Regions from separate parts of the Homo sapiens genome. Here region 1 is linked to region 2. A link is a contact called in ENCODE Hi-C or POLR2A ChIA-PET data. All regions are on one chromosome and are shown on one strand. Each heading gives the region's core, a stretch centred on a gene start or an enhancer-like site at or near the end of the contact. The rest is flanking DNA. Distances are from core to core; before and after follow the strand shown.

Region 1 (3,977 bases), core at 44-2,543, 73 kb after region 2:
CTCCTATATTCCATATATATATATCCTATATATTCCATATATATATGGAATTGACTCTTGCTATTATGGGGGCTAACAAGTCCCAAGATTTGCAGTTGGCAAGCTAGAGACCCAGGAGAGTTGATGGTGTAGTTCTTATTTGAAGGCTCCAGAAGAGCCGATGTTTCAGTTTGAGTCCAGAGGCCTCAACCCATATAATATAGCGTGCTTGGAACTTTTTATAAATCGAGTCAGTTAATTCTCATAATAATTCTATTTGGTAGGCTTTGTGATTCCCAGTTTAAGGATAAAAAAAATTGCTTAAGAACCATAGTTGCAATTGGTACCCTGGTTTGTTTCATTTCAGATGCACTATGTTCTTCCTACTTTACCACGACTCTCACAGTATCTATGGATTCTGCCTTCTCTATCATTGTCTTTCCCTTTTTCAAAACATCAAATATGAAAATCATGGACAAGCTAAGTATTTTAATGTGTATATTATTTTTTCTATGTTTCATAAACATTCAAAGTATTCTTTAATTTGGAATATTTAACATATGAATGTATGCTATCTTCAGATTTGTGTGTGGGGGGGAGTGTATGTGTGTGTGTGTATGTGTGTGTGTACATATGTGTATATATATCTGTATATATATACATTTTTTATAAACTCAGTTGTTGTGAATACTTTCTAGAATCTGGTCACCACTAGATTAACCAGTGAAATTAAGATTTTTTGACTTACAAAATTGAGGAACAGAACTTGTATCCATGGTGACTTCACGAATATGCCGACACCTGGCAAAGCTCACTGGGAAACATCTTGTCAGCCTCTTTCAGAAATGCATATGAAAAGAGAAACAGGATAATGAGAAATTCATTGAAAAGCAACTCATGAGTAATAGAAAATTTAAAAAGTACAACTGAACTCATATTTATATCCCATGTGCCAGTCACTGTGGAAGCAACGATGACAGAAATATGATCCTTGCCCTCAAAGAGCTAATATTTTTATAGGGAGAGATAACATATATATAAAAATCACAATGAACATTAAAAGTGATGGGCACTGTAAATAAAAACACAAGGCAAAAATGTTCTTCAGGGGAGAAATTTGAGTCAGGGCTTGAGTAAAGGTAATATTTCTGAGGGAACATGGGTAGGTGGGGCAGTGAGAAATAATGTGAATAAGTCCCCTGTGGTGGAGGTGAGTAATTGAGGGATGTCCCATGGGAGGGTTGCACCCCCCACTACCAGCCCTCCCACTGACTGGTAGGTTTAAGAGTTTGAAGTAATTTGACCTTCATATGGTTAATTCCAATAGATGAATTTTAGTTATTTTCTCCGATGTGTCAGCAGACATTGAGACTTAATCACTTCCTGCATTTAGAAAGGCTTCCTTCCTTTAGCTTCTTTGACTCTTCTGTCTCCGAAAATTATTATCTTCAACAGCTGCCCTCAAATTTACACGTCTATCACATGTCTCCTCCAAGCTCCATTTGTCTCCTCTAAGTGGTTCCATAGGCAGATAAAAGTTTTTCTACCTGAAACTGAAAGTAAACATGTTCTTTCTCCTCCTCCTCCATTGCAAGCCTGGAATCGCTCCAGTTCTTTTTCAAAGCAAATAGCATAATCATCTAACTAGTTGCTAAAATCAGCAATTCAAGAGTCATCCTTGATACCTCCCTCTCCCAGATAACACCAGATCCAGTGCATCCAAACTCGTGTCAATTTTACCTCCCAGCTATCTCTCAAATCCACCTCTTCTCTATCCCTCCCTCACTGTTCTTTAGCTAGGCTGGCTTATTTTGGTTTCTAGAATGTACTTTGCTTCTTTTTGCTTTGATGAATTTGCATATGCAGTGTTTATTATTTGGAATCTTCTATCCCAACCATCCCACCATTAAAAACCATTATTGTTTTCAGACCACAGCTCAAATACAACTTTCTTTCTTTTTTTTTTTTTTTTTTCTGAGATGGAGTTTCAGTCTCATTGCCCAGGCTGGAGTGCAATGGCTCTATCTGGGCTCACTGCAACCTCCGCCCCTGGGTTCAAGTGATTCTCCTGCCTCAGCCTCTCAAGTAGCTGGGATTACAGGCATGCGCCACCATGCCCAGCTAATTTTGTATTTTTGGTAGAGATGGTGTTTCTCCATGTTTGTCAGGCTGGTCTCGAACTCCCGACCTCAGCCTCAGCCTCCCAAAGTGCTGGGATTACAGGCGTGAGCCACCATGCCCAAATACAACTTTCTTGATGATGACTTTTTCATCCTCCAGATTAGAACTTTTCTCTTGGTTATATCTTCTCATAACTCCTGTAGTTCTCCTTTGCATCTGTATCGCAATTATACTTACAAGGTTAATTTTGTAATTATTTATCAAATTAGTTTATTAGTCACCACTAGGCTATAAATTACATGAGGGCGAGAACTGGCTGTCTTGTCCTAATGCGTAATATAAGTTAAATATATACTTGATGAATGAATGGCAGAATGAATAAACTAGAGGCAAGGAGGTTGGAAAAGAGGCAGTAATTTAGGCTTGTATTAATGCAGAAGTAGGTAGGCTGGAATAGATGGAAAAGTTTTGAGGTTAAAAATGCATAACACAAACTTAGCAACTACAGAATAGTTTTGAGGAATGGTTTAAGAAAATAAGATGTGTTTACTTTTTGGATGCAGGGATTTAGGCGAAGGGAGAATCAAGGAGGACTCCTAAGTTTCAAGGTTGGTTGTTCATTGACTGTTTAATGTGAGAAGTGCTCAGGGCTGAGACCAGAGGCCAGGGAATATCAACAGGAAGGGGTTGAGGGCAGCAGCAGAGGAGAACCGACACACACACACATACACACGTACACATATACATCTATTTTTTTAATCTACTCACCTATCTGTAGATCTAGTGCATGAGATAACACTGATATCTCCAATTCCTATCTAACACTACAGGATTAATTCTAGCTTTTTCCCTTTTCCTATTGGTACCTCTTTTCATTGACAGTAAGAAACCTAGCTCTCATTACACTTAATGTATTTACTAATTTTATCAATATTCTTGTATGTAACTAATGTCCTGTTACCGTCACCATTTTTTCTTACACAGATAACTTTCTTTTTCTACAAGGGATATGATACTTTTTAACAGGCAGATAGCTGCACGGACATCCTCCTGGCCCCTCTAAGGCTCTGACACCCTGAACCAGACAAAATTCCTGTGCAAAAGCCCTCCTCACTCTGCTTGGGTTTCCACATCCAACATCAGGCCACCTCCCAGCATAGATGTCCTCCTCACTCTGTAAGGGTTATGACACTCCATGCGAGTCTATTCACCTCCTGAACGTACGCCATATACACCCCACTGGGGTGTATGCACTAGGAGGGTGCAACCCCTCCCCATTCCAAAGTCTGCATAGCTCAGACTCACCAACAACTTTTGGGGAGGATCATAAGGCAAAGGCAAACTACATACTCATTGTAAATCCTCTTTTTAGAATATATCATTAACATTTCCTGTATCACTAACTGACCTTCCTCTACATGACATTTTGATATTCCATTTTCTTAATGCTCCTGTCTTTTATAGGATGTTCCTTTTTCTTTTATCATGGGAATTATTGAAGATATTTAAGTAGGTAAATTTGATTTTATGTAGATCACATAATCCATACATATTACATCTCATTTTTAGGAAGTTTCATTTCATTCCTTTAGGAATAGAAATGTACTTTATTTTATTTATTTATTTATTTATTTATTTATTTATGTATTATTTGAGATGGAGTCTCACTGTCACTCTGTAGCCCAGGCTGGAGTGCAGTGGCATGATCTCGGCTCACTGCAACCTCTGCCTCCCCGGTTCAAGCAATTCTCCTGCTTCAGCTTTCTGAGTGGCTGGGATTACAGGTGCACACCACCACGACTGGCTAATTTTTCTTTTTTTTGTATTTTTATTAGAGATGGGGTTTCACCATATTGCTCAGGCTAGTCTCCAACTTC
Region 2 (4,116 bases), core at 42-2,541:
CTAAAAAAATATTTAAAAATTAGCCAGGCATGGTGGCAGGCGCCTGTAGTCCCAGCTACTCGGGAGGCTGAGGCAGGAGAATGGCATGAACCCGGAAGTTGGAGGTTGAAGTGAGCCGAGAATGCGCCACTGCACTCCAGCGTGGGCAAGAGCAAGACTACGTTTCAAAAAAAAAAAAAAAAAAAAAAGAATTGAGACCGAATCTACCCCCAGATTAGATCCTTAAGTTGGTTTCTTTAACCCGTTTTTGTAAAAACAAAACATCGACCTATTTCAATGGATATGCATAACTTAGTTTCCCCTTTTAAACTATCTAGTTAAAACACCTGTTGGGTATATCAGTTAATAATGGTGTTGTAGTTATTAATTCTTGCAACATAAGATATAATTGTTCATTAATTTATTCAACAGATATTTACTTAGTGTCTACTTTTGACCAGGCCCTTTCTCCCTAATAGAGGGAAAAATACCATTTAATTGCATAACTGCAAATGCACACATGAAATAACATAAGGAAAGAAGCATAACAGAGGACTGAGAGGCAGTATAGAAGGAGACGACACCCAGCATGGCCACGTACTAGCAGTATGTCTTGGGCAAATTCCTTATCTATCAAAAACTCAATTTCCTGCTTTGTAACATGAGATTAATACTACCTGCCACCTTAGTTCTAGAAAACTGAAGGAAATAGCGTATACTAAAAAACTGAAAAGAGGCCGTGAAAGGAGAACAAAGTGAAAAAATTAAAAATAAACATGTCAACTTCATATTCTTGCTTGTGCCCTTTAATAGCTGAAGGGCCATGTACTAACAGCTCTGAACTTGAAATTCAGATGCCTCCCTATACAAGTTCAAATCACACCCCCTAGCATTTATCCCTCCCGTAAATAATGTTTCCTTGGTTTCTTTTGCCACGAAACTCCTCAAGGGCAGGATCCATGTATGATACATGTTTGGATCCACACAACCTTTGACACAGTCTGTAGCAGACAATAGGTAATATTTATTAAATAAATCTGCACTTAGGCAGTTTGAAAGTTAGAGGCAGATGTATTTTTTTCATGTAGAAATGCAGCCACTTGGTGGGGAACACTACTGAGCCTTTTCATTCATGATGATGCTTCATTGAGGCATTTATTCCACTGGGGGTGGGAGCACCCCAGGAATGAGGACTTTGCAATTAGAGAAAGAGAAGGGAAGAACTGAGACATCTTGTGGCATTTGATAGTAGGCATACCACATGTGAAAGCAGTTTATAGCTGACTGACATCACAACCAGGAGAGAACAAGTCATGTTAATGAGAACTCTATTGGTTTGTGGTTTTGTGTGTAATTTTTTTTTTTTGGCTTTGTGGTTATCTAGAAGTGAGAAACATTTTTCTACTTAATTATATGTTTTCATAGTTTTGTATATTGAAGTGATTTTGCAATACATTTAAATCAATATTAGGAATCCATAAGAACTGTTTTATTAGGGATCCAGATATTACTCAACTTTGAAAAAAGTTCTCCCAAACTCTGCTCATGAACATGCCTGGGCAGGACTGGAAACAGGTAAGGGTGGAAGGGCACTCCCTGAAAGAGGAACATAAGCAAGGATATCAAGATGGGAAAGCAGGGGAAGTTCTCATACTGTGGCAAGGGAGAAGCATGGGAAATATGGAAATGCAGGGTGGAAGCCAAACCACAGAGGCTCCTGAATTCCATGCTAATGAAGAGAACAATATTCTGTAAATAAACAGAGCTACTGACGACTTCTGGCCAGTTACTGATACCATCAAAGCTGTCATTCTGGAGGACTGATATAGACTGAAGGGTGGGAAGCACATAGGGAGGAAGACCAGGTAGGAGGACATTACAAAAGAATAACTTGTGTAAAAATGGAAAAACGGCGGATGATGGATGGACAATGCAATGCAATAAGGAGTAAATAAGGCTTGGGAAATAACCGGATGTGAAATCACAGAAAAACATGCCAAAATTGAGATGAATTAGCCTACAATAACAAAAGTTCTGTTTATTTACGAAATATTTCAGTCACATAAAAATATCTAGAAAATAAGATAATAAACATCTGTGTGTCCAGCATCCAGCTTGAGAATTAAAACACTGCAGTACCCTGGATGCATCCTCCTGATCCACTTCCCTCTCCGCCTCCTCAGAAGTAACCAGCACTCTGAATTTGATGTTTATCCTCTCCCTGCATTTATTTACAGTTTTCCTTTATGTGTTTGTACCTATAAACATATGGCATAGTTCTGAGGATATTTTAACTTTATACGAATGTGTCATAAAGCATATCACTTTACAAAGTGCATATTTAACTTAGCATTGTTATTGAGATTTATCAAACATTCACTATCTCCGTATAGCACTTCATTTCTATAGTTCTAACATAGTATTTCACTTTCAGTATATACCCTCATTTATTTATTCATTCCTGCTCACATATTTATTCACTCTTGATGATTAATAATTTAGTTCTTTTGAAATTTTGCTATTACTAACAATGTTGTAGTAAATATTTTTCCTGGTACATGTACACCACTTTCTCTGGAATCTATACCTAGGAATGGGATTATCGATTCAAAGGTATGTAACCTTTACTAAGTATTGATAAAGCTTTACCCAAAATTGTTTTACCAATTGATGCTCCCAACCAACAGTACATTAAAGCTGTCAAGTCAACATTTGGTATTGTCCGGTTCTGATGGCATCTCATTGTAATCTGCACTTCCATGAAAACAGGTGGTATATAGATGGTATGCTGTTTGGTCCCACTTTGTTAGGGTATGTAGGTTTTCAATGCTAACGTGAATTAATCAATCTTGTCTATTGTAGTTTCCTTTTTTCTTCTCATTTAACAAATTCTTCTCTACTTTAGTTTGTATATCCTGAAGGCATATAAAATTATGTAAATTTTAAAAATGCCTTGTTAAAACCACTCAAGGAATAGTTACATGGGCCAACAATTTAAGGCTTTCTAAATCCTCTCATTAACATGAAGCAAAACAATCTATCTAGGTGAAAAAATAACAAAATCAAAAAGTACATGGGAAAGCGGGAATATACAAACATGTAAAGTATTACAAGACAGGTTCTGATGAATCTCAAAATGGAGCACATTAACTTCTTTAGAGTATATAGTCCTTCTACTGCCCCTCAGCAAATCCAAAATTGCAGATTAAAGTAACAATGGGAAGCCATTGTTATCCATCAAGTTAGTGCAGATAATTACAAGAACACTCAATGCTCATGAGGGTAAGGTGAAACACAGCAGCTTCACATGCCTCCTGTAGGGATAGAAACTGGACCATTTAGGGGGTGAATATCTATACACATCATAAGCTTTAAAAGGGTTCAAAACTTTTAACCCAATAATTTAAGCAAATAATTAGGAATACAGGCAATGATACATGCATAAAATTTGACAGTTCCAGCATAGTACATGACTGTAAATGTAGGCGACATCAATTATCAACATTAGTGTGATTAAACAAATTATGGAATATCTGTAAAACATATATAGCCACTAAAGTTGGGATTTACAGAAAATATTTAATAAGTAAATATTTAAGCCAGAATAAGTGTAAAGTTACATTTGCAATACAACATCAACCACTCAAAATACATCGAGAAAAGAAATTTACTCAAATGTTTGCTTCCCTAAATGTCCACAGTATAGCTGTAATATTTTATATAGAGAGAAGCAGCATTTGAAAGTAAATACTAGAACAAAAGAAAGCAATTCCTATATTTTTTTCTACACTGATACTGCATATAATTAAGACTATTGAGACTACATTAGTATTAGTAATACCACATATCAGTCTCAAGACTGAACACCTCAAAATATGTGGGAAATATATTACAAGGAAGTTATAACTATATTTTTACCTCAAAAGTTCCATCAAATAAACTGGAGATATTAGTTGTAAACATCCACATAATATTTAGTTATTAAAACTACCATCAATCTAAATAGCTAATCCTAACTTTCAGAAATAAAGACAAACCCTTATACTAAATCATTTCTAGAACACAACCATTCAATTCTAAAACATTAGTTTGGTTCTCAACTTATTTCTCCATGGATATGAACCCATTCTAGAAATT

What was found. Hi-C counts contacts between places; a loop is a spot of excess contacts on that map. ChIA-PET counts read pairs that join two places held with the same protein, here RNA polymerase II (POLR2A). Pooled maps may share reads with other maps.
Region 1: a loop to region 2 is called in a pooled map, with 7 times the contacts of the local background. The contact joins two enhancer-like sites. A Hi-C loop is called at or near these places in 1 of 168 maps with a recorded cell type or tissue (DLD1) and 5 of 50 pooled maps. POLR2A ChIA-PET finds 5 or more read pairs at or near these places in 2 of 52 experiments (MCF 10A and activated CD4-positive, alpha-beta T cell).

The regions. Positions count from the first base shown.
Region 1 is chr7:80,075,892-80,079,868 of GRCh38, reverse strand. No RefSeq gene overlaps it. Among named protein-coding and RNA genes, the nearest start is that of GNAI1, 57 kb to the left of the region's middle. Within about 2 kb of position 1,293, at least 2 of the 41 ENCODE cell types and tissues checked have a DNase peak (open chromatin) inside an H3K27ac peak, as active enhancers do.
Region 2 is chr7:80,148,631-80,152,746 of GRCh38, reverse strand. The region is part of intron 1 of GNAI1 (G protein subunit alpha i1); the gene reads right to left. Among named protein-coding and RNA genes, the nearest start is that of GNAI1, 16 kb to the right of the region's middle. Within about 2 kb of position 1,291, at least 2 of the 41 ENCODE cell types and tissues checked have a DNase peak (open chromatin) inside an H3K27ac peak, as active enhancers do.